Regions from separate parts of the Mus musculus genome. Here region 2 is linked to region 1. The links are chromatin loops, found by intact Hi-C in ENCODE. Cell type or tissue: left cerebral cortex. All regions are shown on one strand.

Evidence for each region. Peaks named below come from ENCODE experiments on the same cell type or tissue, not always from the same donor. Only the 100,000 strongest peaks of a DNase experiment are listed, where the experiment ranks them.
Region 2: a loop joins it to region 1, with 2.5 times the contacts of the local background. A loop is called at or near these places in 5 of 42 quality-filtered maps.

The regions. Positions count from the first base shown.
Region 1 is chr2:5,061,102-5,066,101 of GRCm38, forward strand. It overlaps Optn (optineurin), which reads right to left and starts at 3,016. Exons shown (of 14, transcript NM_001356487.1): 1 at 2,806-3,016. In left cerebral cortex, no CTCF peak of the experiment used is centred here; a DNase peak (open chromatin) is centred at 3,003; H3K4me3 peaks cover 1,581 bases.
Region 2 is chr2:4,915,451-4,920,450 of GRCm38, forward strand. It overlaps Phyh (phytanoyl-CoA hydroxylase), which reads left to right and starts at 3,546. Exons shown (of 9, transcript NM_010726.2): 1 at 3,546-3,694. The coding sequence starts at 3,620. Gm46728 (a long non-coding RNA gene) reads right to left here and starts at 1,006. Exons shown (of 3, transcript XR_001783222.2): 1 at 696-1,006. In left cerebral cortex, CTCF peaks have their summits at 2,247 (motif pointing right), 2,449, 3,551 and 3,761; DNase peaks (open chromatin) are centred at 2,288 and 3,550; H3K4me3 peaks cover 1,751 bases; H3K27ac peaks cover 2,254 bases.

The DNA.
Region 1 (5,000 bases):
AATACAGACGTAACCCAGTTTTGAAGGCAGGAGCATAGGAAGTAAGGCTTCCTTCTTTCCATTCCCCTGTCTCCCAAATCTAAAGGAATCATCAAGTCTGGTCACTTCTTCCTTCAAAGGGGTCCATCCCCCTCCATCCTTAAAGGCTGAAGCTCGGGCTTTTATTTGGCCTATGATTGGCAATGTTCACCTCTCGCCTATTTTGTCTACAGCTCTGTCCCCAGCATTGCGACACACACAAGAAAACAAATTGCCAGGTCCTTGCTGAGTGAGTTTTAGGCATTCCTCGCTCTCCATTTCGAGCCCACTGGTGTAGAGGTTTATGAGAAGAACATATTTGTATTTATTTTCAGGTTCTGGGCTTACTTATCCATACACATCAATGCCACCTCCTATCACAAAGCCACAAATACCACATCAAAGGGCTCACAGTTCCATGCACTCTTCACCTCTGTGCCCTTGCCTCTTCGGTGCCCTCTGTCTGGGCGAGGTCTGGCCCATGGGAGAACTTCAAAGTCCATCTCAGGGACGACATTTTGTGGAGAAGCCATGCTTTTGAGCACCTAAGAACCATTTGTATTTCCAGTGCCTCAGCCCTCCTAGTAATTACTGCCAGTCTTCTACCATCTACTTTCTCTCTGTCTTTTTCTTACTAGAGACTGGCACACAGCAGCCTCTGGGTTAATGTTGAAATGACAAACACAACTTACTGAGGTCTCTTTAAGTTTAACACTCTCTACTTTAAGTAAAACGCTCTCTACTGTGCGAGCACAAACTGCACACATTAGGACTGTTATGAGTTTCCTGCGGTTCTATGACGTTCACATCCTGATTCTTGAAGGCATCGTTTAAAACTTATTTTTAAAATCAGGTTCTGGGCTTACTTAGCCATAGATATCAATGTCAATGTTTTTCTCTACCACGGCAAAGAATCTGGATATATCTATATTCTATTATTTTTTTATCATACACATGCCAAATCAGAAGCAAGAAAAGCTTTAATAAATTTAATTAAGAAAAATAGATTTTGGAAGGCATGTGGAACACACCTTTGATCTCAGCACTTGAGGGGAAGAAGCAAAGTAGATCTCTGTGAGTTCAAGGTCAGCTTGGTCTATGAAATGAGTTTCAGACCAACCAGGCAGACATAGTGAGACCCCTTCTCAAAATCGAAACAAAACAGATTTTACAGGTCAGAGAGATGACTTGGTGGGTAAAGGCTCTTCCTGCCAAACCTGATGTCCATGGATCTCTCAAAGACTGTCCCCTGTGGTCCCCATGAACACCATGACAGGCACGTGCATACAAGCACCAACACCCTCTCACATAAACACACAGAAATAATAAATATAGTAAAATTTAAAGGGCTTAATTTCTTTTCTTTTGGATTTTGATTTTACAGAAAATCCAAAGAATTCATCAACATGCTAAGGCTCTATAACAAAACTACAGGCAAGCAGATTTGGGGATGAGTAAGTACAGTTCATGGCCAGAAAAAGTATGGGCTACTTAAATGCGGGAGCTCGATAATAACCAGGAGGAAAGTCATACCAACTCCTCTCAAGACTGAGGTGAGACTGAGTCTCTCTCTCTCTCTCTCTCTCTCTCTCTCTCTCTCTCTCTCTCTCGCTCGCTCTTTCTCTCCTCCCCCACACAATTTACAGGCCGGTTGTAAAAACTGTAGCTACTTTCATGGTGTTACACACTACATAAAGTACTGCTCAAACCGGCTCACTATAAACAGATCAAATACACACGCGATCCACAGTGGAAACTTCCCTCGTCCAATCAAGTCCAAGGCAGTCTCTGGTAGTGGCCTCTGCTCTGTTCGGATCTACCCCATTATCAGCCTGGGGCGATGGGCGATAGGCTCCTAACTTCGCTCCCTAAGTCAAAAGAGCAAAGTGGCTGCTTTGGGTCAAAGGGCAGCTTTGGATTCAGTTCTGAAAGCGTAAGTGATCCAATACTGCCTGCCTTATGTGATTTTCTTGAGGTTTTCCATAAGATTGGCCGTTTCAACCTTAAATACTTCAGGCATACATTCATTCCTACACAGGAGTCCTGACCCTGCAGGCTAGACCAGGTGCTGGGTTTCATTTCCCTCTGAGGCTTGCTTACTGCCTCCAATTTACACATTGCCCGTGGTAAAAACAACTCCTTCAAATTTCCCAGCTTTTAAAAATTCATTCTTATTATCTCACATTCCCCCCGCCACCCGCCTCCGTCTCTTTCTGTGACCCCCCACTGCCAAGAGTGTATATACATGCATGGATATAGCACTCTCTCCCAGATAGACACAACAGTTAATGTACCCTTCTGTAAGCCTGTTACTTTGGCAAGGGGTCTCTCTATTCTTCACTGTTCCTGGGCGACCTCATTCAAACTACCTTCATTCCTTGCGACAGTACCTTAACCACTTCCTCCTTAAAATGAACTGACTGCTTGCTCAATCACTCTCAACCTGGGACGTCACCTTCAAACCACCTCGATGACTTGAACTGGAAGTCACCTGCGGCCAGCCGAGACTGTTTTACTATCCCGGGGAAAGAGGGGTGTCCTCTGGGGTGGCCGTCACTCCCCACCCCCACCTCCATCCCCGCCGCCCTGTCACACCAGGGCAGGGTCTGCCTGGGCCTCGGAAGCCTTCTCAGGACAGCCGTCCTACAGGAGGGCCGCCCCAGCTTCGTCACCCTTCCCGCGGCAGGCTCCGGAAGACGGCGACAGCGAGAACCGCTGCCAGGATGGAGTCCGCTGGGGAGAGTCGCCGCGCTCAGTCAGCGCCCGCCACCCCCCGGCCCGGCTCACCGGCCACAGGGATCCTCTCCTCTTAGGTCACTGCTTCGTTGGTATTTTGTCCCAAAGCTCTGGATGCCGACGCCCGCCAGGGACCAGCCGGGGGGCGGCGACCGGGCAGCTGGACGGTGACGCGCGGCCTCGCGACCCGCCAGGCGCCGCTCAGCTGACCGCAGCGCCCGCTCCCGCCCTAGCCAAGAAATTTCCCAGACCACGCCCACTCGGTCACGCCCCTGAAAGCCACGCCCAACGCTCCGCCCCTCTGTAGCTCTTCCTGAGCCCCAGGGTCTGTCTCCGCGGTTCGTTAGGGATAGAGCCTCTCTTGGAGGCTTTAATTAAAAACCAAAGAAGAAAAGAAAGACAATGCAAAATGTGTTTGAGCTCTTGTTCTCCCAGATCCATTAACATATAGCTGCATCAGATGGCCCAGGCAGGTGAGATTGATGGATTGATTCGGATTACACTCAGCAGTCTTAACTGTGCCGAGGATGCCTCTACTTAGACTAGAATGCAAAGCTAGAAAATAGTAGAGAAACCTTCTAGTTTGCATTCCCAGCCCCTGGGCATCAGCAAGGTGGCATCACAGGACACAGATGGCATTTGATCGGAAGGGTGAGCTCCAGGCAAAGCGTTACCTTGACAACCAGACCCCAGTGAAAGGTAACTAGGTAGAAACTCTGGCTAGCTCCTGGGTGGCTCAGAAGATAGCATGAGATTAGGTTTTGTGCTCAAGGTCAAAGAGATGTCATAACCAGGGAAGAATTTTGATTACTGATGAAAGGAGAGATAAGGAACACATGGTTGTGACTGCATGTGCACCTGCACACAGGTTGGAAGGAGAGGTCGGGATCCTCACCAACACAGTAAGAGACAGCTCAACTCAGCTCACCTAATTGCATAGACCGGATCACCTGCTGTCCGTTCCAAGACTTGGTCTCAAATGTTAACCCTAAAGCTGGACAGAGAAGGTTTGAAAAGCTGTGTTGGGGAGCGGGGTGGGGGGGATGGGGACTTGTAATTTTTATGATAGTCTCCACAACTAACACAGAAGACTTCTGTGAACCCTTGTCATGCCTCTCGACCACCACCTAGTTGTATTTGCAGGGCATATTGGCCAATGTCCTTTCATTCTACTGAGTTCTGACACCATGTCCCTGAATGTGGTGGCAGGTCCCACAGGTAAGAATGCCACCCTGCAGATCTGTCTGAGCCTTCCAATGCCAACGGGAAGCCCCAGGCTGTTTTTCCCGAGCCTCTGACCCACTAGCCTGCTGTACATTGGGGTTTACAGAATGTCCTTGTTGGGCTTTACTAATTTGCCATGCAGCTCACAGAACTCAAGGAAACAGTTATGTTTAATGGCTTATTATAAAAATGTATTTTTAAAAGATTTATTTATTTATTTATTATATGTAAGTACAATGTAGCATTCTTCAGACACCCCAGAAGAGGGCATCAGATCTCATCACGGATGGTTGTAAACCACCATGTGGTTGCTGGAATTTGAACTCAGGACCTTCGGAAGAGCAGACGGTGCTCTTAACGTCTGAGCCATCTCTCCAGCCCATAAAAATGTATTTTTAACAGGTAGGTATAAACAGCTAGATGGGGAGCTATGTAGGTGTACTGGCTAGTGTTGTGTCAACTTGACACAGCTGGAGTTATCACAGAGAAAGGAGCTTCAGTTGAGGAAATGCCTCCATGAGATGCAATTGTAAGGCATTTTCTCAATTAGTGATCAAGGGGAAAGGCCCCTTGTGGGTGGGACCATCTCAGGGCTGGTAGTCTGGTTCTATAAGAAAGCAGGCTGAGCAAGCCAGGTGAGGCAAGCCAGTAAAGAACGTCCCTCCGTGGCCTCTGCATCAGCTCCTGCTCCCTGACCTGCTTGAGTTCCAGTCCTGACTTCCTTTGGTGATGAACAGCAGCATGGAAGTATAAGCCGAATAAACCCTTTCCTCCCCAACTTGCTTCTTGGTCATGATGTTTGTGCAGGAATAGAAACCCTGACTAAGACAAATTGGTACTGGGAGTGGGGTATTCCTGTGACAACCTGACCATGTTTTGGGGAGGACTGTGGAAGGACTTTGGAACTTTGGGCTTGAAGATCCATCCGTTGTTAAGAGCTCTGTCGGATGTTGTGTAGGAGCTTGGAAGACAACGTTGAGAACACTGCAGAAGATGGAGGTCTGGTTTGTGAAATTTCAGAG
Region 2 (5,000 bases), 150 kb before region 1:
TGAGATCTGAGCAGAGGTAACAAGTCACCCAGATGAACTCAAGAAGCATGAGATCTGAGCAGAGGTAACAAGTCACCCAGATGAACTCAAGAAGCATGAGATCTGAGCAGAGGTAACAAGTCACCCAGATGAACTCAGGATGGAGTAACAGGAGAGATTTCCCCAGGAGCGCTGGGGAGACGAACATAAACCAGCGGGTAGCTGCCCTCACTTTAGGATGAAGAGGATGCCCCAGACTTGGACAGAAAGCTGAGGACAGGTGACTAAGCATGTGGCAGACAGAGAGCAGTTTGAATGGTTAAATAAGTTTTGAGCTAGTCAGGGAATGAGCCAACGATAGTGGCCTAGGCATTTCTTAATAAATAACTAGTCTCAGAGCTTCACTCCTGATCAGAGGCTGGGAGGGAAAATGGATTTATTCTTTATATAAATCTCAGTGGGGAAAGAATCTGGAAAGAGAGCTCAGGATGAGGGGTGAGAGGTGACAGAGTCCTGCCATAAATCCTGGGACTCAAACTCCAGAGAGCAGCGTCAGGGTGCAGATGTGAGTTTATTGTGCATAAGCTTACATACAGTGAGCCAGGCCCTTAAATCCTCAGCCAATTGTGTCTTGCCATACCATCACCATGCCCCAATGAAAGCCCTGCCTAATAAGGTCACTCAAAAGGGGGGGGGGGGGCGGGGAGTGTCATCACCTGTTAGGACTTCTGTGAAGAGGCGGGGCAGCCACCATCTGGCCCGTGTTCCATTTTGCTGTCTCACAGGTGTTCCGGGAGCCATCTTAGATCAAATCCCAAGTACAGCAGATCAGGGCTCTTCGATCCTGTGGCGCTTCTCTCTCCATTCCACTTTTTCCTTCACAAGGTTGACCTCCACATCCCCCACAAAGGAGGGTGGTGATGGTCTTCACCTTTGACCCCAGCACTTGGGAGGCAGAGGCAAGTGGAGCTCTGAGTTCAAGGCCAGCCTGATCTATAGAATGAGTTCCAGGGAACTCTGTTGCAAAGTGAAAAAAAAAAAAAAAAAAAAAAAGCAGAGAGAAAAACAGAGACACAGAGAGACACAGAGAGAGGTCTTTGGACACATAGTCTGGAGTTTAACATTCCAAGATAGGGTTACAAATCTGAGATCTTCTCCTGAAGGCTGAAGTTTAAAGTCTGAGGCTGGAGGAGGTGACTGAGAAAGCTGGTTTTCACAGAACGAAGATGTAAAAGGACTGACTACAGATCTCAGGAGAGGGAAGGTCAGTCAGAAAAGGAGGGAGAGGAAGCCACTGCGGGCCTACTCCACATGGCCGCACGCAGAGGATTGCATGGGATAGAATGCAGTGAGACAGAACCCCTAGATGAGCACATGGTGGCCGCTTGCGAAGAGCAGCTCGTTAGCAGGATGAGCTCAGAAATGACCTGGGCTTTAGAGAAAATCAGGAGAGAGAATCTAGGACTGCAGATATCATCTATCATTCTTTCAGGATTGGCTATGAAATCATTTCCTTTGCTTTATCTGCTTATTATTTTTATTTTTGTTTTATTGTGTGTGATAGCTTACTGTTAGTGTGCTTGCCTCTTATGGGGGATTCTGGGTTCTAAGCTCAGTTACCACAAGACAAACAAACAAACAAACAAAAATACAGGTTAGGAAACGTTACACACAGAGCCAGGAGGAAATTCTATCTTGAGTGCCACAATCTCTCATCCTGTGCTGGTCTTATGTCAGTTTAAGACAGATTAAAGTTAGCTGACAGGAGGGAATCTCAAGGAGAAAACGCCTCAAGAAGGTCCAGATGTTAGGCATTTTCTTAACTAGTGATTGATGGGGAAGGCCCAGGGCATGGTGGGTGGTGCTATCCCTGGGCTGGTGGCCTGGGTTGGTGGTCCTAGGTTCTAGAAGAAAGCAGAGGCTGAACAAGCTATGGAGAACGAGCCCAGTTAAGCAGCACCTGTCATGTTCTCTGCTTCAGCTCCCACCTCCAGGATCTTGCCCTGTTTGAGTTCCTGTCCTGACTTCCTTTAATGAGGAACAGATCAGTAAAAATGTAAGCCGAATGCACCCTTTCCTCTCCAACTTCCTTTTTTGGTCATGGTCATGGCGGCAATAGAAACCCTAAGACAGGCCCCAAAGCCATAATTCTCTCTGTTTTTTAGGGAAACCAGTCATCCTCAGAATGACGGTCTTAATCTTTCAATTCTGCTTGAGGTGACCCAAATTCAGACTAATTTCAGTTTTGTTTTCTTCCTTCTCCCTGCAGTTCCCATTTTGCACCAGGTGAGGGCAGTAAGAACACACCTATTTCCCAAGTGGGGGGTGGGGGGGGAATGCAGTCAGTCCTGCTTTTAAACTGTGGGCTAATTAAGCCGGTCTCTCAGGACATGGTCAGGCTTCCACCAGGTTGCTCAGGCTGGACAGATGAGGTTGGGAGATAAGCAAATGACCAAGCCGGCCCTGGGAGCTTCAGCTAAGCGAATCTCGTCCTAAAGGTCAAGGCACAAAGGGCAAATCTCTGCAACCTGAAAACAGGAAGTAGCCAGCTGGTTACTTGCTTGTCTCTCCTGGACTATGGCACTGTCACCAAATTATCTAATGAAAGCATTTAAGAAACAATAACATGTTTATGGAGTAACTAGAAGCAATCTAGAAGTAACTCTCTTAAGAGACCGAGAGACAAAGAGATTGAGATTATGTGTAGTGGTTGAATTTCAAAGACTTTAGGAAAACAGTTTTGTTTTGTTTTGGGTTTGGTTTGGTTTGGTTTGGTTTGCTTTTTCGAGACAGGGTTTCTCTGTGTAGCCCTGGTGGTCCAGGAACTCACTTTGTAGACCAGGCTGGCCTCGAACTCAGAAATCCCCCTGCCTCCGCCTCCCAAGTGCTGGGATTAAAGAAAACAGTTTTTAGCTACATAAGAAATTTTACATGTTATACTGGCTGGTGAGATACACAGTGGTTAAGGGAGCTTGCTGAACAAACCTGACCATCAGAGTTCGATCCCCAAAACTCAGGTGGTGGAAAGAGACTCAACTTCCCTGAAGATTATTTCTCTGATCTCCACAAACAAGGATGCAAACATACATACATACATACACACACACACACACACACACACACACACACACACCACACCCCATCACCACTACCACCACCACACACAAAAATGTAATGTAAGTTATCCTAGACCGTGTGGATCGCTCTTCTTAAAAACTAACAGCCAAACTTTCTAATATTTTAGGATGAATTCACGCTAAATTTAATGTCTCTTCTGAATAACACAGATGATTTTAATTTTTAGTGGGAGAACTAGTCACATAGATTAGTTGTTCATAGATTAAAACTACCAAGTTAAAAGGGTGGCTCAGATCCCTAACGGCCTCGGGCTGCTCGGCTTGCATCACCCCAGTCGCAAAATTTCGGACCTTGCAGATTAGAACAAAGACACAGCGGCGGGGAGCAAGGACTCCAGACAGCCTAGGCTCGCTCCCTCATCCCCAGCTCCCCAACCCCCAGCCTGGGGGAGGTGGCGCTGTGTCCTGCCCTTGGACAGAACTCCACCCTCTACTAGGAGGCGGGGCCTTGCCGTAAGTTAAGTGTGACCTGGGCGCAGCAGTTTCGTCTGCTGGCCCCCACCATGAATCTTACGCGCGCCGGCGCCCGGCTGCAGGTCCTTCTGGGACACCTCGGCCGACCCTCGGCCCCAACGATTGTATCCTTTGGGCTGTGGAAGGGCTCACAGGCTCGAAGGAGCCTCTCCGCCCTGGTGGTGGCTTCAAGGACATAAGAGAGCCTCTGCGCCGCCATCTCTTCCCTGTCTCCATCCCTAGGGTTCCCGGGTGGAGGCTGCATCCCCAGAGAGCCCTCGTCTTCTGGAAGGGCTCTCTGGTGGGACTTCTCTAGGCAGCATTTTGAGCCTTCAAGAAACCGTGGTTTCTTGCTGGTGTAAAGCGGGAAGCATAAAGCGAAAGGTGACGACGTCATCACAAAGAGGCTTGCCATTTTTTGAGTTGACTTCTGCATCCAGAAACACCAAGGACAGTTGCCCACAGGTGCTTGCCTGTGACCAAGGCCGGCAGAGGCAGGGATTCTCAGAGGTCAGGAGGAGGCGCCAGTCGCCAAAAAGAGAAGGCTCAGGACCCTGTCCAGCAGGTAGCTAGCTGCCCATCTCCACCTGCCCTCTGTCTGTCACCATCCCACTAGCTGTGTAAGCTCCCACTCCAGGGGCCAGGTGTCCCCAGTCTCCTGAGGACTGAACTGGTTCCCGGAAAGCGACTTCAGAAGCGAGTGCCTGGTGATAAATGCTTGTGATCCCCCTGGGAGGTGCAGGTGCAGACTCGAGGGTTGGTTGGTTGGTTGGTTGGTTGGTTGGTTGGTTGGTTGGTTGGTTGGTTTTTCGAGACAGGGTTTCTCTGTATAGCCCTGGCTGTCCTGGAACTCACTTTGTAGACCAGGCTGGCCTCGAACTCAGAAATCCGCCTGCCTCTGCCTCCCAAGTGCTGGGATTAAAGGTTCGTGCCACCACCGTCCGTCCGGCAGACTTGAGGATCTTAATGGCCAGCCATCCTGGCCAAAAGTGACAGACGGTCTAAAAAGCAAAACAAAACACTAAACCAAGGCTTGGAAGCAGTTATGCACACGAACACGTGTGTGTACACACACATCACACACAAACACATACATGCATACACTCAGACTCTTGGGGGATGGGAGGAAGCATCAAACTGTTGGCCCCTCGCCCTAGAAATTGCTAAAAATGAATGGTTTAGGGTTTTCAGTGCCTGCCACCTCCGAGGCTGATCATAATAGTTGTTTATTTGGCCTTCCCTGTTATTCTGCCTGTGGGGCTTTTGGTTTATAAGCAGCGGTGTGCCAGGCTTACCTCAAGCTTAAACTCTACAGGCTAATAATGTAACTTCATTTTACACTGAGAAACTAATGGGGAAAGACCCTGATTAGTGTGTATTGGACTAAAGCAGTGGTTAGACCTGCAGGCCATGTAGGGATGGAATATCACA